Regions from separate parts of the Mus musculus genome. Here region 2 is linked to region 1. Evidence: chromatin loops called from intact Hi-C (ENCODE). Cell type or tissue: gastrocnemius. All regions are shown on one strand. Links, peaks and the distances in the headings refer to the core of each region. The heading gives the core; the rest is flanking DNA.

Region 1 (16,145 bases), core at 5,434-7,933:
GAAGGTAAGTGCCTACTCCTAAAGAGACCATGGACTTCAGAAACAGAACCCAGAGGACCCCGAGCTGGACCTGCCCTGAATGCCCCTTCCCTGAGGACTGGCTTTCATGGTATCAGAAGGAAATGTGTAAGCTTCCAAAGGAGGGGGGCACCCAACAGTCTTCTTTCTCTGATGCCGAGGAACCCCATCAAGGACTGCCACGACATAAGCTTCAGGGGGCAGCAGTAGCACACATGCCTTGATGGTAACCAACAGCTCCTTTGGACTTGACATCTGCTCATCAAGAGGGATCCATCCCATGTCTGGTACTAGAAACCTAACTACTCAGTGCTAGTGAAGTCATGGTTACTGGAGAAGAAACTGTAACTACTAATTTACTAAATCCCTAACAACAGTCTATTAACATTTGTCCTTATACCACAGGTTAAGTATAATCTTCACCCCTCATCTTTGCAACAACCGGAGATCACTACATAAAGCCATAGCCAATCAAAATGCAGAGTTGTGGACTCTAGTCCCAATGAATACATTTACAAAACTGAACAAGGATAGCACCAATGTATATGCCAACTAGACAGAGAAAAGTCCACAAGGCCTCTAGCCTACACAAAGAACTATAGGCAAATGAAGAAAATTAGGAATCAGAGAGGTGGCCTTCCTCAGGGAAGAGCATACCAATCAGCTGTCCAACAGCCAAATGGTCAGCCCTGAAAACATACACACAAGTAACACTTAAGGACTGGATAGGTTATCTTTAGGGATATACATGTATATTATGCAATATAATATGTACATATGTATTTATGCATGCAATAACAATTGGTGAAAAAAATAAGTCATGAATTTGAAGGAGATTGGGAAGGGATATATGGGAGGGTCTGGAGGGAGTAAAGGGAAGGGAGAAATGTAATTATATTATGGTATCAAAAAAAGTTAAACAAATACCAAAAGTCTTTGCCCAGAAGTACCTTCTATGATATATACACTAGGTATACAAGAAATTAACAGCATTCTATTGATGTGAAAGAACAGTCACACACAAAATACTCCATCCCCCAGGATTCTCCTAAAGGCTGAGATGTACTGCTGCTATGCCTTCAAGTTCGTAAAATGACAATACACAAAACAGAGCAAGGGACATGTCTATGTACAAAACAACCCAGAACTTTTTATAATACAGGATACTGTATTCCTAACCCATAGAACTACTGCTGTCACAAATAACATTTAGGATTCCCTTCTATTCAAAGGCACACGAGGTGTGGTGGCACACACCTGTAATTCCAGCGCTCCTCGCTCAGAGGCAGAGGCAAGAAGATGATAGTAAGGTTTTAGGCCAGCCTGGACTTTTTTAAAGCAAGACCCTGTGTCTCAAAAAAATAAAAAATAAAAAACAAAAAGATACAAATCAAAATATAACACATGATAGGAAGCTGTTTAAAACACAGAATTGGGAATGACTGATTTGCTAGCCCCTACTATGGATCACAAGAATCTGCCTCATTCCTGTGTAATGATAGACTAAAACAAAACAGAAAAAAAAAAAGAAAAACTCCGTAGAGTAAGTCACTTCTTTCAGAGTCAAGTCTCCAGCATTTCTAAGTTCATCAAGTTGCAACAGTAAGGTACTATAGAACCTTCAATCTAAAGTTTGCATGCTAAGCTAAATGCGTTCTTGTAGTTGTCAACACTCTATACTCTGAACAGAAAGCTTCAAAGACTTTAAAGTACTACAACTATTAAAACCTATTCAGTTTTCACAGCTAGAGCTCCCAAAAGCCCCCAAGCTTTGACTGTGTACATAACTTCCCAGGACCGTGAACGTGACTCCTATGCTACTGCCCTGTGAACACTGGTGCTAACGTTCCTTACCTTGTCTTTCTCGTGTGGAAGCAGTGACACGGGAGGTAAACACGAGAGCGACTCACAGCCCTCTTTCCCTTCAGCACTGGCTGCCTTAGTGTTGAGGCGGTAGAGGGGTCCATCTTTGAGGAGTCGGCCATGACCAACAGCACGCTTGATGGCCAATCGTAGCTGCTGGTGAAACCCAGGGGCAGCACTACCTCCACAGGCAGCAGATACATCCTTCTGGCTTTTCAAAAAACGTTCGATACTTTTCAAAGTTGAGCCACCAGTCTCTGCCAAGCCCTCAAATGCCCGCTTGAGTAATTTATTCCAATCCACACTTTGCTTAGTATCCAATTTTCCATGGTTCCGAGGTTTAGGAAGTGCTATTCGCCCAGGATTATCAGGATCTTTGTAGGAATTGAGACCTTTGTTTGAGACCTTTAAAATCGTCCCGTCTTTGACGCTCAGCTCCAGCTGCTCTAGCACAGTCCTGCGGTCCAGCCCATGGGATGAGGACACGGCATTGCAGATCCTTTCCTCTGAAGGTCGCTGTTTCTGCTTCTTGACTTTTTTGATGGCCTCCAAAATCCACTCCGTGTACAGCGGGTTAGCGAGTTTTACCATGGTGAAGGATTCTGTATATCCATAGAGTCGTTATCCCTTATCCTGATGCTGAGTAAGTCTTACACCATGGAAAACAGGATTCTCGGAGGATGGGAACCAGTTAACCATAGCATACAAGATTTCTGGCCTGAGTCTTCCCTCCTTTCACAAAATAGATTTACAGCCTACTTTTACCTCAGAAATCAAAACGCCTGGTTTTTCTGTCGTATCTTCAAAATCCTCACTATCACAACGCATTGGTGTCTACTCCACACACACTCCTGGGTTCCACACATCTCATTCCCGGCTTCAAGCAGAAAGTGAGTATCTTAAGCCTGAGAAGAAATTAAAATAATGTCAGTTTTCTATCAAGGCCTGCTCTGTGAATAAGTTATCAAATGAAACCTCCTAGTCGCGTCTTAAAGCAGTGTGTTTAACAACACTCTCAAGAGCTTAAATACAGCACTATCAATACAGTCAACTGGAAACCACGGGAATAAAAACAGAAGGAGAAGAAGCTGAGTAGTTAAAGTAAAATGAGGAACTAAAGATGTCTACAAACGACCTCAGCCGTAACTAACCGGAGGAGTGCTAGTTAGTCCTCCGCAATCTGTGCTCACCAGTCTAGGGGGTCAACTCGTCCTCCACATTGTCCCCAAGAAACTATTCAGCACTTCAACAAGTATCTGGATTAGTAGGAAGAATCCTGCAACAAAAGCAAAAGTGGATCAGCTTTCAAAATTCCAGTGGATAGGAAACAGACAGTAAGCTCTGCAGAAACCACTAACAGCAATCTGATCAGTTCCTACACGAAAGAAAATAAACCTGCTTCACACACCACAATACGGAGAGTAATGCAAACGAAAACAGCTTAGTGTCAAAGTGTGTAAGGAATTTCATTCAAACTTTCACCAATACCCATACACTGAAGGAAATGACAACTGTCAAACATAATCTACAGATAAACTAGAAATAAGAAAGGCCTAGAATCATTTGGATCAAATGCAGATACATGTAAAATCGTACAATACAGAAAACAAGTAACTGCCTATGATCTGATAAAAATGTAAATTTGAGATTGCTATCTCAGAATGTACATTAGTCAATAAAACAAAAACAAATATACTACTACCTCTGAACTTGTTCCTCCAAAACTAAGTGTAACTTTGAACTTCTCATGTTTTGGAGCACGTGTACAATATAAACACAGCAAAAAAGGGGCGGGGGCACCCCTTCAGCAACTATTCCCAACAGTGTGCAGGCAAACGGGAGACTAATACATGAGGAATGAAATAGTACTAGTAAGAAAAAAAGCATTAGCACCCGGGGCCAAAATGTATTTCAAAATTAGCTAACTAAAAGAAGTACCCCCCTCCCCAGGAGGGGTGCTTCATATTAGTGGAGGTTTTACGAGGACAAACATCAGAATTATTACCCAAGGGATGTTTCTGATATAGACACTAACTTTAAAGTAACCAGGACTAAGACCTAAGAAGGTGGGAACACCCTATGTGGCTGAGTTTTCAGGTGAAAAAGAATGAATGACAGTCACACATTGTCTTTCCGGCCGGAAGTTTCCCCAATCTGCGAGTCTGCACAAACCAACGCTCTGAAGATCTGAACCCTAACTCTCAGAAAGTACACTCGCGAGCTAGAAAGAAAGACCAGCCGGGCTCGCAAAGCCCTTCCCGCTCTCTCTCCCAACCCAAAACACATCTGCGCGCGCCCTCGATTTAAAGCCCAAGGAACTTTAAAAAAAACTTGAAGCGGCAGAGCCCCGCAGTTTGCCAGCGGACCGCTTCGCCGGTCCCATTCTATGGAAACACAGCCCGGAGAGTAAGTTAACAATGAAATCACGTGGAGTTAGGAGCATAGTAAGCTCTAGCCCCAGCTCCTCCGAGCTCTTCGCTCCAAGGGGTCGGCTCAGAAGAGCAGCAAGGGGGACACCGGCTGTGACGGAGCCTGACAGGTAGGGCAGGTCCGGCCCAAAGTCGCGGAGCTCTTGACAGGCAAGCCCGCCGCCACCCGTCCCGGCTAGGGGCTGACAGTCCGACAGACACAACACCACACGTGCTGCCTGCTCCAGACCACTGCACCCACCAGGCTGTCACCCTGCACCGCTCAACCCCGCTCGGATCTCCGCGCACTCCGCACAGCCCGGAGTGCGCGCCCGCCCGGCGCCGGGAGCGGCGGGAGCGGCGGGCGGGCGGGCGGACGGACGGCGGGCGCGCCCCCGAGGGAGAGCGGGCGAGCCCGCACAGCAGCCCCAGGCTCCGCGGCCTGGCTGCTCGGCGCCAGGGAGCCCCGGCTCCCGGAGTGGGCCGCCGGCGGAGCTAGGGCGGCGGCGGCGGCGGGCCCGTCGGCGCGAGCCCGGAGGGCGGGCGCGGGCCGGGCCGCGGAGTCGGACGCGAGGGGGCGGCCGCGGCGCCCAGCCCGAGGCCTGGCGCAGAGCAGCGGGGAGGCGGCGCAGGCCGCGGCGGGGCCTGCAAGCGGCCCGCCGTCCCCGCGAGGCGCCGAAGCAGACTCCGGGGCGGCCTAGCCTCGGGCTCGGCAGCTGGGAGCGACCGGGGGCGGCCCCTCGGCTCCTTACCTGGGGGGAAGACAGCCGGGATCCCGGGGGCCCGGGCCGGACCGCGGAGATGCCCCAAACTGACACGGCCGCCATCTTGGAGACAGTGAGCTCCGACTGGGGGGAGGGGAGGCCAAGCGGCGGAACAGCCGCGGGGGGAGGGGAGCGTCGCGAGGGAACGGCTGCCTGGGGAGGGAGCGGGAACAGCCTGCGCGGGCGGGCGGGAGGGAGGGAGCGGAGGAGCGCGGGAGGGGGGCGGCCGGTAGCTGGAAGAGCCGGCTCGTCGCCGGGAAGGGCCGGAGGGCGGGGCCACGGGGGGCGGGGTGGAGGGAGCCGCTGGGCGGGTCACGTGGGGCGGGTACAAAAGGCCGAAGCCCGGGTGGAAGCGGGAGTTGGCCGGGCTGGAGGCCAACAGCTGGGGGCGTCCCCTCCTCCTTTCTCACGCGCAGCGATCGGGCAGAATGGCGAGGCCACAGGCGGAAGGTGCACCCGGATTATACAGCCCGGGAAACTTGGAGCGGGCGGGCGGGCGGGCGGGCGGGCGGGCGGGCGCTTGGGTGGGGCGGCTTCGGCGCGACGCCGAAACCTCGGAGCTAGGAAGCTCGGAGCTCCCGGCGCGCGGCGTCCGCCCGGGTTCCCAGGCCCTTGTTAGCGCCCGGGGGCGTGCACCCGCGGCTGCCTTGCAGGGTCGGGGACACACACACACACACACACACACAGTGGCTTCGGGAGCTCCGTGGCTGGGCGGGGGAACGCGGGTGGCAGGAGTTCCTTCTTTTGCCTTCGCCTTTCTGCTCACTCTGCACTCCAGCTGCTCATCCCCCCGTGGTTCAAAGAATAGTCTGGCTAGAAAGGGGAGAGGGCACGAAGTTGGACACTCCTTGTCAGCCAACAAGATGCCCACCTAGGGCACTTGACTGACCCCCCTGCCCGCAAGTCACTAAACCTTGGAAACATGTTTATAAGAAACACCACCCACCGAGCTCGGTTTCTAGGACTTGGACAAGGTCACACAGCTATTATGGCACGGTTGCTTGTGGAACCTGGGTCTTTCTCTTCTTTTCCTACCCTGTGCAGTTTGATGGCTGAACCGCAGAGACTCTTGGCTAGGGCAAGCCTCTCCGCTACTGGCTACCTGTTTCTTTGTCTTTGGTCCACTAGAAACTCTTGAGATTGAGTCCCACACACACATACCCCTTCCCTGGAAAGACGTTAAAGCTCAACAGCTTGAGACTTGTATTGCTGCTACCCTTGCACTTGGTTTATGTCCCCTTCCTAGACTGTTAACCCCCCGCCACCTCATTTTATCATAGCTTTACCAAAAAGGAAAAAAACACCTGCTAGTCGCTGCCATAACTTTGATATTACTTTGTTGGTTTTGTGCTTTATTCACTTTACAGTTCAGGTGTAGTCGTAATGCTTTTAGTATATTCCCAGGTTAATGTTCTTCGACAGTGCCATTTGGCATCCCAGCATCTAACCAACATGATGCCAAGGGCTCAAAACAGCGCTTATAGTGAATAAGCATTTGTAAGCGTCTGAGAAATAAGTTTACACCTCACCTCATGTCCTGTCTCCAAACCTCATTCCCTGCTTTCAGATCTGAGTAGCCCTCCTCCACCCTAATTCTTGCCCAGACGACTATGCACACTAGACTGTTGAAACTATTCCATATTAATACTAGCCTGGGAAACTCACGCAAAGGGCCTGCAGTGCCCTATACTGATGTTGATAACAAGCAGTTGTGGAGAGGTTTATTGGATCACCCAAAACCACTTCTCTACAAACCCCAAATTGTATTCCATTACTAGTGGAAGAGAAATTTGAAGACAGGAGGATGACCAAGATCAAGACTCAGTGGACTCCCCATCTCAAGGGAATATGGTAGACAATGTTACGGCAAAGACACATAGTATCATCCACAGGCCTCCAAGAATGGACACACGCATGCACGCACGCACCTGTTTGCTTGTTTGTTTGTTTGTTTTAGATATACATTACTAAAGGGCATACTCAGAGATCTTTATAAGTTTTGCAGCAAAAAAAATCAGTTTTGCAAGTCCACCTGCTGTCCGAAATGGCAGAATTTAGTGTAACTCTGGAGTTGGGGGGGGGGGGTGTTGTTTGTTGATCTTTGAGACAATTCAGACAGCTGAAGATTATTTCCTCTGTCAATCAAAAAAGCTACAGTCCTCATCTTAAAGGGAATAAAAGAGTTTATTCTGGGTCCATTCTAAGTGACTGTGACCCAGGACATAATTTCCTTATTATAACTTGATTGAAACTAACAGTATTATTTTATCACTTAGAAATTCACCAGGTAGAATGTTAAATATCACAGACAATTTTAAAAATCTAATGACAGGAGTATTTAAGAAACCAAAGGTGAAAGCAATGTGCAGTTACTGGGGGCACTCAGGTGTCAGTCAGTTAGACAAGCATCATCCAGCACCTTCAAGTCCTCCTGAATGTGCTCCCAGAAGAGGTGAGCACGTTGGCAGCCTTGGGTTTCCCATCCTGAGAGTGAGCTGGGAGTACCTGACTGCAGTCCTGATCTTTTCATCAGAATGGAGGCTTTGATGTGGTGCCTCTTTTCCTTCTTAGTTGACGAAACCACCTGGTTTTCTTTATCCTTCAGTGAAGACTCTGTGATTCTAATTTTAGTGTCAACGTTAAAAATGCTTTACAAGATATGCTACTTGTTTATCTCATAGACCAAACTGGATGAACAGATTTAAACATTTGTCCATTAAAGCAACTTTCACAATCACTATTTAATTTAGTAGGAATATTCTAAGTAGGTATAACACTCCAAAAAGAATTGTTTGGTATAGTTAATATAATGGATGACTGACTATCTAAAAAGAAAAGGTTTGCACTTAGATCTTAAAATTGTGATATTTAATATTTCTACCTTACCTTGTATATTATGTATGTTGTGTACATATATATATGTGTGTTCCAAAAAAAAAAAAAAAACAACCCACCTCTAGTGTTTTTTCAATTAACTCTGAACTCTATCTACTCTAGCTAGAGATACCCAAAGATTTATGTCAATCCTTTCTGTCCAAAAATTATACCAAAAGCATCAATCTCTAATTACATTTTTGGTGTTTTATACCTTAAGTACTAATGCTTCAAGTATTTAAAATGTCCTATAAAACAGCTAACCAGGATTTAAAAATTAATTGAACCATATTTGGATTTTACTAGTTAAAAATGGAGACATAGTACTACAGTGTCTCCTTCCAAAGTTCATTTTTCAAGAATTTAAATATAAGTGAGATAGCTCATAGAGTACAAAGAACTATAAATGTGAGGGGAAACATAGTCAATCTAATTTTAAATTATGCAAATTTTTGGTATTTTAGCCACATGTGTCCATCATCTGCCTTGGATCCATCAGGCCACACCGTGTCCTTGATGACTTAAGTTTAGATTAGTAGCACTGCCACGTGGCATATGCAGATAAAGAGGGTACAAGAAAAATAACTCATATCTGGATCATGATGGCTAATAGTTTTGATATGGTCTGGGGCTCCTTAATGGCTTTACCAGCCAGCCATCTGTCCTGAAAACTGCAACCGTTCCCCGTCTATATCAGATCTTACGACTGAGCCTTCCTAGCTAGGAAAGACCTTATAATATTTAATAAACAACATGCAGTCCACTCACACAATGTGATCCTGGGTGAGCAGAAAATTGTGACTGAGAACTGGAAAGAAGCTGTGCCTGCAGAGACTGATTGAGTGAAGTGCAGAACACTGGAGAGACGGGAATGTTACAGTGCTAGAGGCTAATAAGTACCTAAGCCAGAGCTAGCCGGAGCTAGCCGGAGCTCTGGGACAGCCATCCCCAGCCTACCTCTGTATCAGAGCTAATATCCTTCTAATAGTAGGTAAAACCCTTTTGTAATTTGTTAACAGGGCTGCTAGCTTCCATTAGCACAAAAGCTGAGGATGTCACCAGATAGCAACTCAGACCTATAGAAAGTTTTTCCCAATCTTGCTGCCACTGCCTCTGTGATACACCCATCAATGTATTTAAGACTTTCCTTGATTTATGACATTCTTTGTTCTATAAAACTTCACCAAACTGCTTCCATGTTGGAACTAGAAATTTGGGGTAACCCAAAACTGTATTTCTAGACCATAATCACTCAGAATGGCTCCAGAATTAACTCTTACATTAGGTTGAGAGCTGTGGCCTTGCATTGACAGTAGCATATCTCCGAACATCCCCTCCTCTTTGGAAACCTTTTCCCCAAGTTGTGTGTGTGTGTGTGTGTGTGTGTGTGTGTGTGTGTGTGTGTGTGTGTGTAGAATATATGTATTCCTGCAATATTGCTTGTCTGTGCTAGCCAGGGGAAAATATGTTTTGGGTTGGTTCTGAGTGATACTTTAGGGATTGGCTTTCCCAGCTCTGAGCCTAAAATCACCACCCTCTCCCACTGGGCCTCAGGGTTATCCTTGCTTGTTTATCAGAATGTAAGTGTGCTTAAGACTCCAGGTGACCAGTCAGTCCCTTACATGTCTCCTCAGGAGAGCCAGTAAAGTCCATTCTAACCCGGGTGTGGGGGGTGTTTGTGGGGTTCTCTATCATGCCCGAGTCCAGTGCATGTGGTGGGCTGTTCCCCTGATAATTTTTGGGTGGGAGGGAACAGGTGTCCATTGGAGTCTTTTATGATCAAGTGCTCATAAAATTCCTAAGCTCTGGGCTCATCAGTGTCACAAGAGAAGCATCGGGGGAACTGCAGAATTAGGCATTTGAAGGGGGGTGTCAGGGAACAAAGGCCAAATGATAATAAGTCAAAATATTTCAAAGACAAACAGAAACCAAAATGCCTTCAAAGTTTCGAAAAGCATAAACTAAATTGCCTTTTGAGATCTGAAATCAAACAGAACCCGAACTAAATGTCTAGAGCTTAAAATTCTTTCAAAGCAAACAAAACAGATGCCTAAAATGAAATACTTGAAAGCAGACCAAATAGGTAGCTATCAAGTTAGGATCCTTAATTAGACATCTCAGAATAAACAAATGGACCAGCAACCATACAGGGGGAGGTCCAGAGCCTAGAAAAGAACTCCCCTGCAATCCACCTATGGAAGTAACAGGTGGCCTGGACTCAGTGGGTCCATGCAGGTACCTGGCTGCCACTCAGGTGACTCACCCAGTGAAAACTGGATGGATCTCTGAGGTCCATTTTGTGGCTCCACAATTGTCAATAAAAAGAGCACAGCTCTCATCTTGAATAAGAGTTAGTTTATTCTGGAGCTATTCTGAGTGACCACAGCCTGGAAACACAGACTCAGGTTACCCCAAATTCCATGTTCCAACATGGAGGCAGTTTGACGAAGTTTTATAGTGTTACAGAACAAAGAAAGTCATAAATGAAGGCAGGTCTGAAATACGTTGATGGGTCCTTGAGAGAAGCAGTTAGAGCAAGATGGGAGAAGCTTCAATAGGCCTCAGATGCCATCTGATGACCGACCTTCTTAGCTTTTAGGTTAATGGATGCATTCTACCAAGTTAAGATTTCAAAAGATTTTGACCTGTTAGTCACAGGATGCTCTAGGCAAGGAATGGCTGTCCCCAGCCAAAGCTAGCTCAAGACAAGGTATTAGCCTTTGGCCAGCAATATTCCATTCTGCCCTTCCGAGGGTGGCACACAGTCCTAATGAGTCATCCAGTGCCCCCCACCCCCTGCCCCGAGTTGTTCTGCACACCTTCAATAACTTGCTCCAGAAGTCCCTGATTTTCAGCTATTCTTGGTAATCATGTTTTATGCATTCCAAGTCAGTTCAAAAGTCAGCGAAGTCTCGTTGTTTAAAACTTTATCCTGTTTTCACTGGAAATATTTTTAGTACATTTACATGCAATATAGTAACGGGTAAAGGTTAGACTTATACTTGGTATATTTGTATTTTGTTTTATTCCGATTCGTCCATCTTGTGTCTTTTGTTCTATCTTGACTTCTCTTGAGTTCATTATACTATTTTACTTATGGGAACAGAAACGATGGCTCAGCAGTTTAAGATCACTTCTTGCTCTCCCCAGGGACTAGATTCCCAGTCCTTGTCAACCCTAGCCTTTGTTGAGTGGTAGATGACTGCCTGTAACTCCAACGCCAGGGGATCCAACATCCTCTTCTGGACTCTGAGTGTTTTGAACACACGTGGCATACATTCACACAACCAGAAACACCCATGGATAAATAAAAGGGACAAACCATCTGGGAGCTCTCCCCCTGGGAGGTTGTTCCTCCCTCTATAATCATTCCATAGTCACTGCAGCTGTCTCAGATCAGGACCCCATACAATTGATTTTGCCCTTCTGTGTTAGTCTATTGGTGTCAACCTTGCTCAGATCACATTTAAGCAGCCATGTTGATGAAACTTACGGTTGTATCCTCTCAGACACCCCAAGGAGACACAGTTTCACATTTGGTACATTTACATGTGATACAGTAACTGGTCAAACTTAGACACACAGCAAACTTCCTGTCGTCCTACCTCTTAGAATCTTTCTACCCTTTCTGCTTTTGAAACCTCAAAGCCCAATCCCAGTGACACACATCCTCCTAATCCTCCCAACACTGTTCCAGCAGCTGGGCATCAAACATTAAAGTCTATGAGCCTTTGTATAAAATATATGTTTTCCTTTAAGACCCATGACCTCACTAGCCCTTGATTTGTTAGCTAGGTGTCCAGTACCAGGCTTAGTACCCTCTTGTTGGGTTGATCTTACAAAGCTGTTACCACAAAGGCGTGACTGTTACTTGTTGCATCCGTATGTACATAGTGCCATGCAGGACACTGCTATAGTTCATAGGCATAATAGCTCCATGGGACTATGGGTTGCTCGAAAGCTTACATGGTACCCTCTAGTACCATGAAAGCCAGTACTTGGGGAGAAGGCTTTGGGTCAGATCCTGCTCAGATCCTGTGGATCCTGTGTCCAAAGTGCATGGTACCTATAGCAATAAGGGTTTATTTTCTTCAACCTCTGGGAGTCAGGCACGGGAAACAGCAATAGGCCGTATATTTTAGGAACCTGGTGTACAGCCCTTTCCAACAACTGGAAAGGGGGCTTCTCATGCCTGGGAGTAGTGTATGGCTCTTGTCGTGAAGCATTGCCCGCCCAGATTTAAAATTGTATTTAAACTATATTTGTGCATAGTTATAAGGTGTGTTATATGTATGTACTGGATGGTTTTACGTGTCAACTTGACACAAGTCAGAGTCATCAAAGAGGAAGGAGCCTCAGTTGAGAAAATGCTTTTTCTCCCCTGGTAATCAATGTGGAGAGGGCCCAGCACATTGTGGGTGGTGCCATCCCCCGGCTGGTGATCCTGGGCTCTATAAGAAAGCAGGCTAGACAAGCCACGGGGAGCAAGCCAGTAAGCAGCATCCCTCCATGGCCTCTGCATCAGCTCCTGCCTCCAGGAATTCCTATCCTGACCTCCTCCAATGAGGGACCATGGATTTGGAAGCATAAGCCAAATAAACCCTTTCCTCCCCAACTCCCCAACTCACTTTTTGGTCATGGTGTTCTGTTGCAGTAATACAAACCCTGACTCAGATAATATAGTACACACACACACACACTATAACTATTGTGTGTAATTGCAAGTAAATAATAGCATGATTCCTGGTGACTTTTTCAGACAGCCTTACTGATCGCTTTCCCTCCTCGCTCTGTCTTCTGTAGGGAGCAGAGGAAACCCGGAGTGAGTGAGTGAGTGAGTGAGTGAGTGAGTGAGTGAGCGAGTGTGCTGCTGATACTTGCATGGTTTTGACAAGGACCCCACAGCCTCAGACAGATGGAGGAACAGCAACACCTTCCTCTGGTACCGATGTTGGCAGTTGGTAGTGTATGTAGGAATCGTCCACCATAGCTTTCTCCCCACTAGGTATGTGTGGCCTGAAGACAGCTCCTTCAGAGACTCTCCTACAGAGGCTGCTTCTACCAAGATAAGCTAAACCTGTCTCCTTGGTCCAGATCTACACCATAAACCCTGCCTCGTGTATCTGTGTGTATAACCCCTCTCTGTGAAACTCTGTAATAAACAGACTGAGCTCTGGAGTGCTGAAGGTTCCCCAGCCAAGAGCCCAGGCCACTTAACCCTAGATTTCCTGTATGTCGTGTGTCTTTCTTCGTTCCCTCAATGCTCCTGTCACATCTGTCCCCTGGAGCCATGCTTAACATAGCACTTTTCCATATTAAGCTCCCACCTCCCAATTTAAGCCTCCCTCGACATTTCCTACCATTGAGCTCTTCCTTTCTCTCTTGCCCCCCACGCACCCACCCACTGATGGTCCCTTCTTATTTCTATGGATCCCACTGTAGCCTTCTGAAAGCTCCTGCGGACTACTAGACATTAGCTAGCTAGTCTCTGGTGATCGCAGAAAGATGGAACATCACTGGGGGAAATTATCTTCGACTATCTTAAGCCCTTTAATGGCCAATTACCTTCAATTTTAAATCTGGTCTAATTCTATTGGGGAGATTTCTCAGATTGTATCAGTAAGCTTCTAAAAGGCTTCTACTCCCCACCAACTCTAAAACTAAACGCTGTATTATCTGAAACCCTTAAAAGAGATTTCCCAGAATTCTTTTAGCCAGACAGTGCCCCCACCACATCAATGAATTGGACATATGTATTAATTTATGGAGTTCTAATGTTCGCAGACTATAAAAATACATGTATCCTCTTCCACAGTATAACATGTCATTCAGGGTGGCATGACCCCATTCTCAGGAGCCATGGTCATTCATATATGGCTCAGAACAAACACTTTTCTGTATTTTTTAAAACAGCCATTTTCTGTCAACAGCCCCCACATCACAAATTTGAGTTTATGATTGTCATGAATATCAATTGCACATATACATCAGTATATAAGACCTTACAGTCCCTGTATTATCCTGTCCAGTCCAAACTCAGCCACACTTACCAGCATTTTAGGCTTTTCTGTTGCTCTTTCCTCCAATGTGCATTTCTGTGTCTGTCTGCAGCTTTGTCACAGTTGTGCTGGTGACAAAATCTGTTTCCCTAGAAACTTTATTATTCTTCACACTGGTTCTAGGCTCTCTTTGGCAAAGTTTGTCTCTGCTTTTATTCTTTGCCTTTTAAAGCTGCCTTCCCGTTCGTTCTCTTCTGCTTTCCCACATACCTTTGCACTGGTGCGGACATGGCCATCTCTGGCGAAGCTCCGGGTTCCGTGACTCGTGCTTCTAGAGACTCAGCTAAACATGAGTCAAAAACATGGGGAAAACTGCTGCTACCCGAACATTCACAGACTACAGACGTCATCGCCATTGCCTAAATGATACGACGCAGTAATTACATACCATTTATATCACAGCAACTTCCACGGAGAAGCTGCAGTGCCGTCTCCGGGAGGCTTGACAGGCAGGTAACATGCCGGCAATGCAGCAGTCTGAAGGGCTTGCACATCTGCGGATCTGGCATCTCTGGGAAGGGCTGGAAGCTACTCTCAGCAGATACCTTGGGGAAGCTCAAATAGTTTGGGTTCTGACTTATTTTTGTGTTTTCTTTTCTTGTCTTTTAATTTTTAAAAGTTTTACCAGTAAGTTTTTCCTGGTATTCACCACCCCCACCCCCGTGCCCTCCTCCTGAGTCCATAAGTGAAACAGTGACTCCAGGAAGTCCCTCCAATGTTGTGCTTGCTATATTTTATCTGTTTTAGGAAAATTCAGCGATAATCACCTATTTCTTTTTCTTTCAGGACACGGTTTATATATTGTCAGATTTTTTTATTGCACATTTTTTTTCTCACACTCTTTTCTCCTTTTTTACAACAACTCACACGCATACTGACTAGTTTTATGTCGGCTTGACACATGCCAGAGTCGCTTTGGAAGAAGAGGGAACCTCAATTGAGAGAATGCCCCTACCTCGGCGGGGCATGGTGGTACGTGCCTTTAATCCAAGCACTCGGGAAGCAGAGGCAGGAGAATCTCTGTGAGTTCAGTCAGCCTGGGCTCCACATAATGAGTCCAGGATGGTGGGGCTAGGTAGAGAAACCCTGTCTCAAAACTCCAAAAGACTGAGAGACAGAGAATGCCCCCACCAGATTGGCTTGTAGGCAAGCCTGTGGCGTATTTTCTTGAGTGATTTGATGTGGGAGGGGCCAGCTCATTGTGGTGGCGCTACCTCTGGGATAAGAACTCTGGGTTCTATAAGAAAGCACGGTGAACAAGCCATAGGAAACAAACCAGTTAGCAGCACCCCTCCATGATCTCAGAATCAGCTCCTGCCTCCAGGTTCCTGCCCTGTTCCAGTTCTGTTCTGAACTCCCTCAGTGACAGAATATTCCTGGAAGTATAAAAATAATAAATAAAAATCAAATAAGCTGAAATAAACTCTTTCTTCCCCAAATTGATTTTGGTCGTGGTGTCTTATTACACTAGAAAAGTAACTAAGTATATTTTCTAGCAACCTGTTAAACCTTAGTCTTGCTCAAATTTTAATCTGTCACATTGTCAGATGATGGCAAAAATAAATCCAACTCATTTTGAGAAATTACCTTTCTGTGTATTTTTCTCTACCTTTGCGTCTACTTGTCCTGAACACATCAAGCCCTATTCTTTTAAAGATTTTGCTGATTCCTGAAATTGCCGGGCCTTCGGTGAATATGATGCCTTCGGTGAATAAGATGTCTGTAGTGTTGTTGTCTTTCTTCCTTTCTACCATGTGCTCTGACTCCTGACTTGCCTGGTAATTTCTTAACAGAGACCTACGTGTTAAGTATGTAGAGGCTCTGGCTGGCACCCCACACATCCAGAGCAGGCTGGGCCTGCCCTCTGCAAGGCAGTGGAGGGAAGGCCACTCCTTAGCAAAACGCAGACTGAGTTAGCTGAGGTTCTATCTTATCACGGGTTCATTCATCTCTCCTCTCATGCTTCTGTAACATAACATGCAGGGGGGCCGCAGCTGGGAGCCATGTTTACTTCTTCAGTTTGATCCTGCTTCCTGTGTCCACGAGTCGGCCCAAAAGGCCAGTCTGCGTCTCTGTTTGATTTTTGAAGATTTGTCACTTTGTGTGTGTGTGTGTGTGTGTGTGTGTATAAACAAGGATTACATCAGGCTTTTCATGAA
Region 2 (16,145 bases), core at 7,274-9,773, 260 kb after region 1:
ATGGCTTGATATAGACAGGAAGTGTTAACTTGTCCGAGCCACAAGGACAGGGAGCAAAAGAATGTTGTTTCTAATTAACAGTGGCTCTGCTGAACAGGCCTGCCTTCCAGTGTAGGGAGAGGGCAGCTCTCTGCCATGTGAGTGGTGTTGTTAGGTCCTTTCAGAAGAAAGACTGTTGGGAAGTCAGAGGACAGAGAAGGAATGTTGTCACATTCCATTCAAAGTGCTATTTTAAAGCCTGTCACAGTTAACAAAGATCAGGAAAAATCCAGAGCACAAGCGGAGACAAATACACATAAACAGATATGGACTCTACTTGTATCTCTTAAACTCCTACCATACATGAGCTTTTTCAAGAAATCTATTTATTATATATATAATATGTACACATAATACATATGTGTATATATATATATATTTTTTATGGGTAATTTTATCTGTATTATGACCATGCGTCACATGTGTGCCTGGTGCCTGCAGAGGCCAGAAGAGGGTGTCTGATCCTCTGGGACTGGAGTTCCAGAGCATTGTAAGCAGTGATGTGGACGCTGGGAATCGAACCCAAGTCTTCTGGAAGAGCAGCCAATGTTAACCACTCTCCAATGTTGCATATTAAATTTCATTATGAATGAATGTTTCCAATTGGCAAGTGCTTTGAATACATTATTAAGTATCCATTATAGTCCTTTAAGGTAGACATTATTGAGTTCTATTTCAAAGATATGGAAACGGAACCCCAAGAGGTTGTTCTTAGACTATAAAATTGGCAGATCTGAGAAACAGAACCAGCCTCTTTTGACTACAAAGTTCACTTTATTTAGGTTATTGATTATTCTGCTTTGCTGATGGCATTTATCATAAGCTGATTCATTCAGCAGATATGTCTCCAAGTTGTATAAGTCCCTTGGGGACATTTATCATTCTTACTTCTTATTTGAAATGTCTCACAAACAGTAAGCAATTAATATGTGTTCTATTGAGTGCTAATCATTACAACTTTGTCTAATTTTTTCTCCCTGCAGTTAATTGAATAAGAATAGAACCCATAGACTCATATTTGAATGCTTAGGCAGGGAGTGGCACTGTTTGAAAGGATTAGAAGGATTAGGCAGCCTGGTTTTATTGGAGTAGGTGTGGCCTCGTTGAGGGAAGTGTGCCACTGGAGATGGGCTTTGAGGATTCAAAGCCCAGGCCAGGCCAGTGCTTCCTCTCTCTGCCTGTGGATCAGGGCATAGTTCTCAGCTACTGCTCCAGCACCATGGCTGCCATGCTTACTGCCCCTGAGTCTGAAACAGTAAGCAAGCCCCCAGTTAAACACTTTCTTTTATACGAATTGCTTGGTCATGGTGTCTCTTCACAGAAATAAAACAGTGACTAAGACATGTCCCTAACTTTTTATTGAAATGTCAAGAATTTATTGGAATATCTCAAAAATAGTTAAGACATACATTGTCTTCCACCTAGACTCACCAATTGTTAATAATTTTTATATTTGTTTGTTGTTTCTTTTTCCCCTGTTTTCTGTTTTAGCCATTTAAGAGTTGGTGGTAGGCTCTCACCTCCCCCCTGCCCCCCATCGCTGTGGCAGCCTACTTGCAGATGTCTTTCCTCCTACCCTGTCTCCATTCCTTGGGGGCTCAGCTGAACCTAGGAGCTGACACTCTCATCCCTCCCTCCTGGCCCATTCCCATTCCTCTGAGTCAGACCCTGATACCTAGAAACACTGAGAGCCAGAGTGCCCACATTTGACTAGGACTCAGGTAGGTCATTTTCTCAAAGAATCAATGGGACAGAGTTGGCTCTTTAATAAAATAAATAAGATTGATAAACCCTTAGCCAAATTAGCTAAAAGATAGATAGAGAAGATCTAAATTAATAAAATTAGAGGCAAAAGTGGGGATATCACTGAGAAAATAGACACTGAGAAAATCGGGAGAATCATAAGGACAGACATACTTTTACAAATCCGTACTTCACCAAAGTGGAAAACATCAGAGAAATGGATCCATTTCTTGGTATATAGGACAATACCAAGGTAAAATCAGATAAACAACTTAAACAAACCCTTAGCACTTAGTAAAACAGAAGCTGTAATTAAGTCTCCTAACCAGGAAAAGCCCAGGGACAGTCAGAGTCAGTGAGGAGTTCTACTAGACCTTCAGAGAATTAATGCCAGTAATCCTAAAATTATCCCACAAAAATAGAAACTAAGAAACATTACTTAATTCTTTTTATGAGGCCACAATTGTCCTGCTACCTAGAGAAAGAAAGAAAGAAAAGAAAACCTAAAAACCAGTTCCTCAATGAATCTAGAAGCAAAAATTCTGAATAATTAGAGAACTAGAGACTCATCATCCCCAGGCTGCAGTTTCACTACCAAGCAGCTACAGTAACAAAAATAGCATGGTGTCAGCATCGACTGGCCAGGGGGATAGAATATAGACCCTGGCAGAAGGCCACATACACATGAATACCTGGTTTTTTTCAAAGAAGCCAAAAATACACACTGGTAAAAAAGCAGCATCTTCAACAAATGATGCTGGTCAAACTGGATGACTGCATGTAGAAAAATGCAAATATTTCCATATTTATCACCCTGCACAAAACTGCACACTTAAATGCATCATGGACGTCAACATTAGGCTGAATACAGTGAATCTGACAGAAGAGAAAGTGGTGACTAGTCTTGAATTCCTTGACACGGTAGATGACTTTTTGAACAGAGCACCAATAGCACAGGCACTATAACTGAAAAACTTCTGCATGGCAAAGGACACCAGACTGTTAGTGTCCTATTACTGGAAAGACCATGACCACAGCAAGTCTTATAAAAGAAAACATTTGACTGGGGCTGGCTTATAGGTTCAGAGGTTTAGTCCATTATTGTCATGGTGGGAAGCATGGTAGGGCACAGGCAGACATAGTGTTACAGAAGGAGCTGAGAGTTCTACATCTGGACCAGCAGGAAGAGATATCCTGGGCCTGGATTGAACATGTTGAAACCTCAAGGTCCACCCCCAGTGGCACACTTCCTCCAGTAAGGCCACACAGTCAGTGTCCTAATCCTTTCAAATAGTGCCACTACCTATGAGCCTTGCGGGGGGGGGGGGGGGTGGGGGGGGTGGCATTTTCATTTAAACCACTAGGGCCTCATTCAGACAAAGAAGGAAACTACAGAATGGGAAATGATTTATTTTACCAACTAAATATCCTATGGAGTGCTAATATCCAAAATAAAAAATAACCCAATTGGGTACCCCCAAAATGGGGCACAAGACTAAACAAGGAGATCTTAAAAGATGAAACACAAACAGATGAGAAATACTTAAAAATCTCCAGCATCCTTAGTCGTCAGGGAGATGTAAATCAAAACGACCTTGAGATTTTATCTTATACCACTCAGAAGCATGAAGATCAATGAAACAAATGACAGCTCCTGCTGGCCAGGGTCCAAGGAAAGGGGAACACTCCTCCATTGCTGCTGGGAGTGCAAACTTGCAGCCACTACAGAAATCAGTGTGGGAGTTCTTCAGGATGTTGGGGATAGATCTACCTCAAGATCCAGCTATACCATGCTTAGCCATATACCCAAAGGACTCTACATCAGACGATAGAGACATTTACCCCTCCACATTCATTGCTGCTCTACTCATAATATCCAGAAATTGGAAATGGCCTGGATTTCCATCAAAAGATAATGAAAACTTGAAACATTTATGCAATGGGATATTATTGTTATTAAAAATGGAACTATTAAACTTGCAGGTAAATGGATAGAGCAAGAAAAAAAAAATCATCCCGAGTGAGGAAACCCACACCCATAAAGATAAATACTCTCTGTATTCTCTTACATGTGGATGTTAGCTTTTAAACCTTCAGTAGGTCTGCTACTATCAATATAACCACTGAGATTAGGCACAGAATAAGACACAAGTGGGGAGGGGGGGGGAGATCTCCAGGAAAGGGGAAATAGACTATATAGTTAGAGACAGATAAAAAGGGTATTTAGCTGAGAAGGAGCAGGGAAAACAGGGAAACATACTGGAGTAGAAGCTCTTAAAATATACACACATATGAAAGAAATCTAGATGGATCACCAAAAATACTGAGGAGACAAAGCCCAACTAGGCATCTCTTACCTTCAAGTGGAACCTCTAGTGCCAGGAATAGGTTATAGCTAATTGAACTGTTGGACAAAGGGACCCCCATGGAAGCCATCAGAGAACTCAGGATATTGGTTGTCTCTGCAAACTGAGATTAAGGGCCTATTACTGAAGACAAAGCATACGTTATCTCATTAAACACGCAGTCAAGATGGTGCTGGACTAGACCCTTCATCCCTATGACTGGTTTTCATGGTACTGGAAAGTACCCTGCTTGCTACCCGAGGAGAAAGGTAACCACCAACCCTGTTACGAACCCTGTCACCTATAAAGGTGACATATCTACAAGATGTGCTGGTGCAATCGTGGTGCAAAAGTGAAGTGGAACCTTCTAGATTCCTTGGGAAGTTAGTTATGTTAAATGATGTTTGGCTGGGGCACACAGGTGAAAGGATGCATTAGTGAAGCAGACACAGATGAAAGTGAAGAGACACAGGAAACCTGCATCAAATCCTATACTTTCCCGACCCTTCGCAGAGCCAGAGCAGTTAGCACTCCCTCCCTCTGACGACTCCCCCCACCCCCGGTGTGTGTGGGGGGCAAATGCCAGCCTTGGGAACAGATGAAAAGCAGCATAACCTAATCTCCATGTAACTCACATCTCCTTTTGATTAACAACCAACATTCCTCTGGGTGCAGATGGCTCCTGCCCTTGAAGGAAGCAGAAGCCAATATCCTTGAAATGATAAAGGCCCACTTCTTGGACTATGGGAGAGAGACAATGAGGTGTTCCCAGGCAGATCTGACCACTTTGTAACCATACACCAGCTTCTGACAGCACACTAAGTTACTTTTCCCTGCTCAGAAAGGTCCCTCTCCAGCTGCGCGGCTCTGCTCCGCTCTCTGAACAAACGCTATCAGGTTTGAAGGATGGCATTCCTTTACCCTCTCATGGAGTGAAGGCCAAGGCTTGGAAAACCTGTTTTTTTCCTTTATAAACCCCCTTCGCTTAGACCTGGGGGTTCACTCTCCTTCCTGTTCCATCAGGAAGGTTGGTGGCCCAAGCTGGAGCTTGAATCAAGACCCTCATGTGACAACATCGGGTTGTGATTCCTGGTGGTCTCTTTGGGGTTTTTACAATCTGGGCACAACAAAAGGATGTTCTGATACAGCAAACACGTGGAAGGATGCTTGATGAAGGAGTATAAATATGACCCCACAGTGGGAGACAGGCACTGAGCATTGGTTTGATTTGCTCCGCCTCGCTGTTCTTTACTAACAACACACATGTATTGGTTTGTCTTATATTGTGTTGAGCTCAAATTGTGGCAACGCTGCCATAGAGAGAAATTTGTCCAAGGAGTGCTCGTGAAGTTCCTTTGGCAATTTGCCATTTCAGCAGCTTTGTCTTGGGCTGGTTGGAGAGTCTCGCGGTTTCTTCAGGATTGAATTACAGTTGCTGGTTTGTACTTGATGTCTGCCTGCAAAAGGACTGGACTGTAGTTGCTAGTCCATGTGTGTTATCTGCCTGCCTAGAGGGCTGGTCTGCAGCGGCTGAGTCATATTTGATGTTTGCTAGAGGACTGAACTGCTGAGAAAGATCAAGCCTGCCCCCAAAGAATTAATGCTGAACAGGTCCACTTCTCCCATATCCTAATATCTTTTCTCTTCCATTACCTCTGCTGGGTGGCAGGCCAGAGGAGAGGTTGAACCCTTATTAAAAGTAGGTTGCAAAGAAAATGTATGCCTACACAAAAGTTGTGGGAGTAACCAACCACTGTCTGATTGGATTTAAAACCTACCTCATGAGTCTGACATGCCTCACACTGCTTTGGTGGCCAAGAACCTGAGACTAGATAGGCCATGGATCTAGGAGAAAAACCAAACTCTACTGTTCTAAAAAAAGGAATTTAGGTATAAAATGAGTCCTAACAATATTCTGCTATATCCGTTGTTTTTAAAACAAAATCCCAAACGTTCAATTTACCACATGAAGACTTAGAAGCCAGAAAGCTCTGGTGAAAGCCCACTAGCTCAGAGAAGCAGAGAAAGCAGCTGACTTTCCTACTCCTCTGACATCCTGGAAGAAAAAAGCTTTCTCCTTTTCTATGCTGTCTTAAATACTACTTAACTCAAAGACCGTCCTTTTGCTCACTTTCTCTCAGTCGGTTGCTTGCTCTACCTCTTGACCTGCCGGTGACTTTATTTAGCTTGTGTTTACAGAAAGCTCTGGGTGTGCTATGGTTGAGCCACACCAGAATAAGGGTTTTCCAGTGCACAGTCCTGGGGTTCTAAATGTGAGCAAATATCCTGCAACAACTCATGGATCAGTGCCTCTTTCAGTCATCATCAGAGAAGCTTCCCCCTGCAGTGGATGGGAACTAACACAGAGACTCACAACTGGACAATGTTCAGAGGGTGAGAGACCTGGGAACACTCAGTCCTAAATGGGATGTCTCCATCAAATTTCTCCCCTCAGGGCTCAGGCAACTGGAAGAGAAGTGGAAAGATTGTAAGAACCAGAGGGGTTGGGGGATGATACCAAGGAAACAGTGTCTTCTAGACACAACAGGGCTGAGTTGTGTAAGTGATGGTAGAGAAACTACTGAACTACAGGGTCAAGTCAGGTGGTGCTTCCAAGTGGACACAAGCTTCCATCCGTAACAGGAAACTATCTCTAATTGGCATCCACTTGCAAAGAAAACAAAATGGTTTTCTTCAATGGAGTCTCCATGCCCAGCCATAGAGGGACAACACAAAATGAACTCAATGATTCTGACTTTGGGCCTTTTGTTTTGTTTTACTTGTGTTTTGTGTGTATGTTATGGACTCTGTGTTTATGTGTCTACTCTCCTCGTACTTCCTCTTTATTATTTTTCTTTTTTTAAGTTCTGGTTTGTTTGACTATTTGTATTCTAAAGAGAGAAATAAAGAAGGCATGGAGTCAGGTGGTTGGGGGAATCTGGGAGGAGCTGGGGGTGGGGAAACATGACCGGGATATAGTGTATGAAAAATTATTTTCAATAAAAAGAGTTAGCGGTAGAAACATCAACAAATATTTCCAAAAAGGCCATTTGTACATAACCAAGGCACAGTACCCTCAGATTCTACGTTGCTCTAGTACTAGTGTACTAGTGTAGTTTACTCAAATCTCCTCAGTTGCTTGGTTGTGTTCAATAGCCCTTTTGTTTTATCCACAGTCCAACTGAGACTCACAAAAACACTTTAGCATTACATCTTTTTGTTCTTAAACCCTTTTCTTCATCTTTCATGACATTGAAGATTGAGCAGTTGCTTCGCAGAACGTCCCTTAATTTGGATTTGCTTTCTCGCCCATAGACAAATTACATGCTTTGTTAAGAATACTGACTCGTGGGCTGGAGAGATGGCTCAGCCGTTAAAGGCTAGGTTCACAACCAAGAATATAAGAATATCGACTTGTGTCCCTTTCTGTGAATGACAGGGCACCTGAAGTTAGCTTTAGTCACTTGGTGAAGGCGATTTTCTGGCTGTGAAGGTCCTTTCCTCTTCAGTAAATAATCCGCGGAGTGAGTGAGTCCTGGGAACCATCGGGATCTCCTTAACCGTTTGCTGGGGAATCGGTTGTCACTAAGGTGGCTCTAAAGCAGTGGTGTGTTCCTTGCACAATTCCTGCGACATTGATTTCTCTTCTAAGAAGAGCTCTCTCTCCATCCTCTCTCTCTCTTGAATTAACTTGCATGCTCTAGAAGCCCGCAGTCGCCTAACCTCTAGGGCCTGGGTTTTCTCTCATCGTTCCAACTGAGAAGACTCACATTTTAAAATTACAGTTGACCTGGGACGAAGTTCCCATAAAGACCTGCAAGTCATCCACCATAGAGAGGGTGGCAGGGTCTGGGAGCGACACTCTGGCTGGCAGCTCGCGTCCGCAGAGCCCGCCCTGGGTCTCTGCTGGCGCCCTGCCCGCCCGCGCCCCTTCAGGGGACAGTAGCTACGGCTTTGGCACATTCTCGCGAGAGCCGCGCCTCCCGGCCCAGCAAAGGTCCTCAAAGGCCTTTCGGCCATTTCCACACCACCCCGCGCCGGTCACCCGCCAGCAGGGCCCCCACTGCGCCCGCGCACTCGCCCGCGCACGCGCAGCCGGACAGTTGGCCTAGGCGCCCGCCGCGGGGCCCCTTGCACGTCTGGTCTGAGGCGCGGCGCCGCGCCGCGCGCACTCGCGCTGGGGGACGACGGGCGCGCAGGCGCACAGGCGCGGCGGGGGAGCGAGGTCGCGCAGGCGCAGACGGCGTTGGTTCGAGAAGACCTTCAGCGTTGCCTTGGTGGAGCGGGACGGGCCCACCCTCGGGTTGTAGGTGAGGCGACCGCTGCCGCGGGCCGGGTGGGCGGATGGCCGGCGGGCCTGAGGAGCCGGCCGAGGCCACGGAGGAGGAGCTGAGGGGCGCCGACCTAGGGCGAGGCGAGGCAGGGGAGACTCCGCTGCCCGGACCCTGTTGGTCGCCTGAGGGCGGGAGTCGCCGCCCTGGGCCGGCCGCGACCTTCCGCCGCACCCGGCGTGCGCACTGGCGGTCTGCCCGGGGCCAGGCTGGAAGGCGGGCGGTTTCTAGAGAGGACGAGTCCCGGAACCCCAAACCTACACCCGACCCTGTCCTCACCCCGCTGTCTGGTGTGTCCAGCACTTGTCAGGCGTGTCTTGCACTCCCGACGGCCGAAGGGTGGATGCTCTTCATGCATCTTAAAAAGCAGAAACAAGGAACAAAAGAGAAGCTGTCTCCTCTAGTTAGTGCCTTTTGTCGTCCTCTCAGGCTCTAATGCAGCCTCAGGGCATGGTGCATAGCTGTCTTGTAGCGCTAAGATGATTGTGAGGTTGTAGCTTGACTCTCGAGTAACATGGAGTCCGGGTTTTCTCGATTTTTTTGCTTGATCATACCAGCAGTGCATTTCCCATTAGAATCATGGGTCCGAGTAAGGGACAGTTTGGGCATGAACGACTTCAGTTATCCACTTGACTTTTGCAAAGTGATGATTTTTGAGAAACAGTGGATCAAAAACGCTAAACGCAGCTTGTAAATAGCACTTAGACATTTCGACCACCTTGGTTTATTTTCTCCCTGATCAGTATGAAAACCTAAAACTGTATAAACGTTTCTGTCTGAATACGTAAGACCTGTGTTTCCTCCCTCCTAGAATGATGGCAAAAGATTTACATTACTACCGGGACTGTAAAATTACCCTGCTAGTGGACTCCAAACTCTGTAACATAGAGCAGAATTTTATTATAGATTGATGTAGAACATCAATACCACTCATTTGCCTTGACTCCTTAACTTTTCCTTTTGATTGATGCCTTGGATAAAACCCGTGGCATCAATTATAGATCCTCTTCTATGTAAGATAAGTGCTTTACCCATACGCCATCCCCATTTCTCTATAAATTTTGGGTGTGTGTGTGAACTTGTTTATGTGGTGTATGTACACGTTTGTGTGCACATCCGTATGCATGTGGAGTCCAGTGGTTGATGTTGGGTATAGGTCTCCTCACTGAACTGAGAAGTCTTCCTGTCTCCGCACTTTCCCTACCCCAGTGCTGTGTGGGTCCTCATATGCAGTTCCTCATGCTTGTGTGACAGACACTTTGCCAATTGAGCCATCTCCTTTGCCCCGACTTTATATATGTTTTTTTTGTATGCTCTTTCCTCTTAACTTTATATCATAGTGTGTGCATGTGACAGGTACAAATTTTCAATGACTTTCCAGTTAGGACATAAGTCTTGCTGAATATGGTGGCACACAGCTATAATCCTAGCTCCCCGGAAGCTAAGGACTATCATATGTTGAGAGAGGTCAACCTTGCTACACAGTAAGTTTGAGGTGAGCCTGGGCTATAAACCAAGGCCCTGTTTATTTATAGGCAAAAGCCTAGCAGGAATTGGATTAAGAGTTGGACTGACTGAGTATAAATATACAGGGTAGTTATTTAAATGATTTGCAAAGTGTCCATAGTTCAGGCATAGTGATCGTAACTGGAAGATGTGTTCAACCTGTTGATCTGACACAACTTCATCTACAAAGTTCATGGTCAACAACTTTGTCATCTATTAAGGTCACGCAGTCAGGCTTTTTTTTTTAATTTTTATTTTTATTCAGAGTCTCATTATGTAGCACCTCTAGCTTGCTTCAGATGTACAAATTGTGTCTGCCTCTGCCTCTGAGTGCTGGGGTTGAAGTCACGTTTCCCCATATCCACCCTGTGTTTTGTTTGTCTTTATTCATGTATATATTTCATGTGTGTTGCACACTTGCGCTTGTGCACGCTTTTGCTTCTTCTGCCCCTGTGTGCCGGTCAGAGGATGACTTAGGGGAGTTGGTTCAACCAACCATGTGTTCTGGCATCAGAATCAGGTTGTTAGGTTTGGTGATTTGTACCTCGTTGAGCTATCTTAGCCCCAAATTAGAGAGTTAGTTTGATGTGTTTAGATGCCTGCATGCCACTGGCTGTGTCAGAGGACAACTTGTGGGAGTTGGTTCTCTCCTTCCACCCAGTGTGTCTGAGGGACAGAACTCAGGTCCTGAGTCTTGGCAGTTAGTGCCTTAATTCCACCTCACTAGCCTCAAATCTCCTGTTTACTTTTTTGTAGATAGAGTCACATTCATAGGTATCCTTGGCTGCATGTGGCCCCCAGGTGGGAGTGCCTGGAAGCTGACTGGTACTTTGGAATTTTCTGGTGTCATAAAATCCCACTAATGGAATTATTTGAGGTAGTTGAGTGATTGCTTAGACTTGGCTTTTGAGTCTTTAACAGGAAGACAATAGAAATTGCTGCAGGGATCTGTGTTCACCGAGAATTCAGCATACTGGCTTTCTACAGAAATTGGGTAAATAATGAGTAGGAAAGATAGAAAGCACCTTGGTTTTCAAAGGTTTTAATTTCAAAGTTCACACCTATTTTTGGTAAGCAGGTTATTGCAGATAGATTCTATTCCATTTCTGGCTAGTAGTAAAAGTATAACATGGGAAGAAAAGAAAAGAAAACATGGGAAGAAAAGAAAGATTATTCTTGAATAGTATATTTCATTTAGTAGGTTTTAAAAATCTTTATTTATTATATTGTGTGTTTGTATGTATGTCAGCTGTGTGCAGATCCTTGCTGAGTGTGTCAAATCCCCTAGAGTTGGAGTTACAGGTGGTTATGGGCTGCCTGACACGTGCTCTTAATTGCTCAGCCACCACTTCAGCTTTCGTAGGTTGTTTGTTTCTTCATTTGTGTTTTGAGATAGGATCTTGGAACCCAGACTGATCATGGATTTGATATCCTTCTACTGTAGTCTGTTGAGACACCTGGTTCAGTCTCTTGAAGCCTTTTATTTTATTTTAAATTTTGAGACAGGGTCTGGCTAAGTTGTTCTGATTGGTCTGGAACTCTCTATGTAGACAAGGCTGGCCTCACGCTGCCCTTCTCTGCCTCCTGAGTGCTGAGAGTAAAGGCATGTACCACCACCACACCCAGCTTCAAAGCTCTTACATTTTATTTCTTTTTAATTTTTTGTAATTTTGTGTGTATGGGCGTTATGCCCAAATGCATGTCTATGTGCCATGTGTGTGGTGCCTATAGAGACCAGAAAAGGTCATTATAGCGCTTGGAACTAGAGTTAAAGATGATGTGAGAGGCCATGTTGACACCCTTTGGAAGTGTAAGATCCCTGAAACTGGGGAGACCTCCGCTCAATTCCCAGGATGAGCTGGCCGGCACCCCAATAACTCAAGAGAAAACCACACCTGTTGCAAAACTGCAAGAGGCTTTATTGTCAGCTAGCTGAACTCCTTTCGCCGTGCAGGACAGGGGAGTTTGACCCCGAGCGGTAACTCTAGGGGGATTTTAAAGGAAAAAGTGAGGAATTGAGAGGAGTTGGGAAGAGTTGGCTACAGCTCTTTTTTGGTGGGTGTCCTTGGTAAAATTACAAGGCATGAGGAGTGGGGAGTGAGTTCTAGCTCTTCTTTGTAAAGTTTATCTCCGTGTCCTTGGCACAGGAAGCCAGACAAGCGCCTGGTTAGGTCTTTTTACAATTATCACATCTCTGGTTGTAAGGTATAGAAACAAAAAGGCTTTTTGCTGGCTATAGAGAACAAAGAGCTTCTTTCTGGCTGTATTTTTAGAGATCAGGGAAAACAAGCTTGGGGGAACGTTTAGGGGCTTTACCTTTCAGGGAGAAACGCTTTAAGTCGGGGTCTCACAGAAGAACAGCCAGCGCTCTTCACTATTGAACTCTCTCCAGTCCCAGTGAAGCTTTTCTGGTGTGGCTGTGGTATGGGGATTGAGCCTGGGGCCTCTGTGTGCTAGGCAAAGGTTCTACTACTACCAGTGTTCTCAGTTCTCTTTAATCTGTTATTCTTGCCTTTGGATCAGTCTCATTAAGTTGCCCAGGCATGGGCTCATTCTGAGGTCCTCTTGCATCAGCCTCTTTAGCTAGGATTGCAGGCTTGAACCATCAGGTCTTATTTTAGGGACTGAATTTCAGAGTAGCAAAATATTAAAGCCCTGAAGGCCTTTAACCCTCCCTCCTCCCAGTCCCCACAACCTCCCTTTTGGAGAGTTTCCCTAAGTTGCCTAGACTGGCCTTGAGTTTGTTACGTTGTGCTTCAGTAGCTGTGCAGAGATTATAGGCACACACCGGGGTACTTTTTTCCTGTGGGGTGTGGTATTGGGATTGAAGCTAGATTCTCACACCTCAACCCTGAGGACTTAATTGCATGTTTTCACAGTTCCATAAAATGTTTCTTTTGTGGTCCAGGGAATAGCTCAGTTGCTAAAGTACACAATCCGAGGATCTGAGTTTGACCTTCAAAACCCATTTGAAAAGGCCAAGCATAGTAGTGTGAACGGGAATCCCATACCTTGGAGCTCTCGGACCCTGTTTCAAAAAAATGTAAAGGGCACCCGAGGAATAAGACACATGCATGTGTGCCTGCACAAGTGTGTACCTGTCACACACACACAGTGAAAAAGAAAACTCAGTGTAACAAAACCTGTGAGATGCTTGCCTTTGAAGTGCAATAAAAATGATAAACTCTGGATCTCAAGAGTAAACTCTTATTTTCTAGTTTTAGGACAACTCCATCTTTGAATTTTGATTGCATTAAGGTATAGTGTTAGCGGTGCAAAGGAAAAAAAAAATCTCGGGATGAAAGAGTGGAAGAGTTAGGAGTGAACATGCTAAATGGTTAATCTTTGTTTTCATTTTCAAGCTATGTGTAACACACCAACTTATTGCGACCTAGGAAAGGCTGCCAAGGATGTCTTTAACAAAGGGTATGGTAAGTACACAATGGTAAATTTTATGTCCAGTCAGGGTTTGTGGTGAATTCTGAGGATTCAGCTGCATGCTTTTACAGATCCTTAAAATGTTTGCTTTGTAGGCTGGGGAATAGCTCAGTTGGTGAAATGTGCAAGATATGTTCTGTTAGTAAAGTAAGGGAAAGTGACCATTAATGTACATCACAGGCATTAAGGGCTGTTACTAGCCTCTTACCTCTCATTCCTTAGGCTCCTTTGCAACATTAAGAGAGCAGTTGTTATACATAACACACATATATAGGCATATCTAATATATGTAATATGAAGTAGCATCCACATATAATATTTATGCCTCATTTTACTAGTTCTGGTTATGATTAAAGTGCTTATCCCCTCTCTGTATAATGTTTTGTTTTTTGTTTTTTGTTTTTCTTTATTTTTTCTTGAGACAGGGTCTCACTATGTAGCCCTGGCTGACCTGAACTTGCTCTGTAGACCAGGCTGGCCTGTAATACACAGAGATCCACTTGCCTCTGCCTTCTGAGTACTGGGATTAAAGGTGTGTGATACCATTCCCAGCCTGTACAATGCTTTTTAATATACTGATTTTTAATGACAGTAGAAATGTCATCTTTTTATTTCTTTGGTAACAATATGTTATCTTTATTACAATTAGAAAATGTTCTAGGTTTTAAAATATTAAATTTTTGATTTTTCTGTGCTGTATACTTTTTTCTTACTACTAATGTTCATTATATTTTTACCTTGTATACACATATACATACACAAATGTACATATACACGTGCAAGTACATATATATATATATATATATATATATATATATATATATATATACACACACACAACACATAGATATGCGAGTCATTTTAGATTTTAGAATAGTGCATTTTTTTTCTTTCTGTCTTTTTTTACACTTTAGAGGTGTGAGTTTATTCATTTTTAGGGCATTTAGCATTAAACTTTTGTCATAATTCAATTTCTTTTCAACTTCTTGTCTGATGAGAATACCATGTGTTTTCCATATGGGATGTGTAATGTATTACTTGCATAGTTTTTAAGTTGAAAAAACTGGAGCAAAAGTTACATTTTGTACATATTACTTTGTTTTTGAATGTTTCTAGGGTTTGGCATGGTCAAGATAGATCTGAAAACCAAGTCTTGTAGTGGAGTGGTGAGTACCTAATATATTTCTAATGGTTAAGGCATGTTAACTTACGGGACGTGGTTTAAAATAATTGTCTCCTGTTGTATAAACCAGCATGCTCTTGACACCGCTGCCTGCCCTATAGCAGTGCCCTTCTCGGGCTCACTGGGCTGTAAAGCCAGGAGACGGTTAGGCTGAATTTGGCAGCTGGATTCCTTGTCTTCATAAGAGTACCAGGCATCTCACTGTTAGATGATACAGGATGTATATTTTTGACTCCTGTCACATATATATAAACTTTCATGAATGTGTATGAGTACTGAAACCTTTACTTTCATTATAATGGTCTATACAAGTTTTATAAAAATAAATTAATTTTAATATCTTTTTCACTATTGATTTATACAAAATATAGAAATATAATTTATATATGTATATATACACACATATATACAAGATTATTTTATATTTCTAAAAGTGAACTAATTTATTTATGTGTATGGGCATTTTGCCTAGATGTATGTCTGAACCTGGTGTGTGTGTGCTTGGTGCCCAAGAAAACCAAAAAAGGCTGTCAGACCACTTGGAACTGGAGTTTCAGTTGTGAGTCACCTTGTGATTGCTGGGAATCAAACCCTAGTCCTTCAGAAGACCTTGTTTTTATGTGGGTTTTTTGTTGCTTTTTAAGAAGATGATGATGATGATTGGAGACAGGGTTTCTCTATGTATCCCTGGCTGTCCTGGAATTTGCTCTGTAGACCAGTCTGGCCTTGAACTCACAGAGATCTGCCTCTGCCTCTTGAGTGCTGGGATTAAATGTTTACACTACCACCAAGCTCAGTTTTATGCTTTTTAACTGATTCTCTTCCAATCTTTTTTACTGGAAGTTAAGATGTTGACATATTTTTCTTTTTTTTTTTTTTTTTTTTTTTTTAAAGATAATTTATTAATATGTAAGTACACTGTAGCTGTCTTCAGACACTCCAGAAGAGGAAATCAGATCTTGTTGTGGATGGTTGTGAGCCACCATGTGGTTGCTGGGATTTGAACTCTGGACCTTTGGAAGAGCAGTCGGGTGCTCTTACCCACTGAGCCATCTCACCAGCCCCGACATATTTTTCAAAGCATCATTAGGCAGACATTCAGTAAACCTCAGCAAGTAGATTAACTTTGTCTTCTGGTTCCGTATTGACCCTAGGGCCTTATGCATGCAGGGCAGGCACTCCACCAGTGAACTGCACCCTAGCCCCCAGCCCTATTTTTCCTTTTTAATCTGACACAAGGTCTTACTAAGGTGCCAGTGTTTTCTTTGAACCTACCCTGTATCCCAGATAGGCTTGAACCTGCTATGCTCCTGCCTCAGCCCTCTAAGTAATTGGATGATAGGCCTGTGTCACTAGGCCTAATAGGCTAACTTCTTCCTCTTCCTCCTTCTTTTCCCCGTTTTTTTTTTTTTTTTTTTTTTTTTTTTTTTTTTTTTTGGTGCTGGCTACCCAGGGCCTTGTGCATGCTAGACAAGCCCTTCAGCACTGACTCTCACACAGGGAAACTTTTAATTTACTGTAGTCTCTGATTTACAGGCCACATCTTTATTCAGACCCATA

What was found. Hi-C counts contacts between places; a loop is a spot of excess contacts. Peaks named below come from ENCODE experiments on the same cell type or tissue, not always from the same donor. Only the 100,000 strongest peaks of a DNase experiment are listed, where the experiment ranks them.
Region 2: a loop joins it to region 1, with 2.0 times the contacts of the local background. A loop is called at or near these places in 2 of 42 quality-filtered maps.

What each region holds. Positions count from the first base shown.
Region 1 is chr8:22,848,529-22,864,673 of GRCm38, reverse strand. It overlaps Gm46036 (a long non-coding RNA gene), which reads left to right and starts at 4,235. Exons shown (of 3, transcript XR_001778526.2): 1 at 4,235-4,420. Kat6a (K(lysine) acetyltransferase 6A) reads right to left here and starts at 5,128. Exons shown (of 18, transcript NM_001081149.2): 1 at 5,042-5,128; 2 at 3,072-3,157; 3 at 1,873-2,786. The coding sequence starts at 2,472. In gastrocnemius, for the core only: no CTCF peak of the experiment used is centred there; a DNase peak (open chromatin) is centred at 6,477; H3K4me3 peaks cover 933 bases; H3K27ac peaks cover 839 bases.
Region 2 is chr8:22,585,976-22,602,120 of GRCm38, reverse strand. Vdac3 (voltage-dependent anion channel 3) reads left to right here and starts at 8,308. Exons shown (of 9, transcript NM_011696.2): 1 at 8,308-8,437; 2 at 13,327-13,395; 3 at 14,519-14,568. The coding sequence starts at 13,329. It overlaps Gm30086 (a long non-coding RNA gene), which reads right to left and starts at 5,800. Exons shown (of 5, transcript XR_870239.2): 1 at 4,763-5,800; 2 at 4,140-4,251. In gastrocnemius, for the core only: no CTCF peak of the experiment used is centred there; DNase peaks (open chromatin) are centred at 7,702, 8,181, 8,263 and 8,612; H3K4me3 peaks cover 2,500 bases; H3K27ac peaks cover 2,500 bases.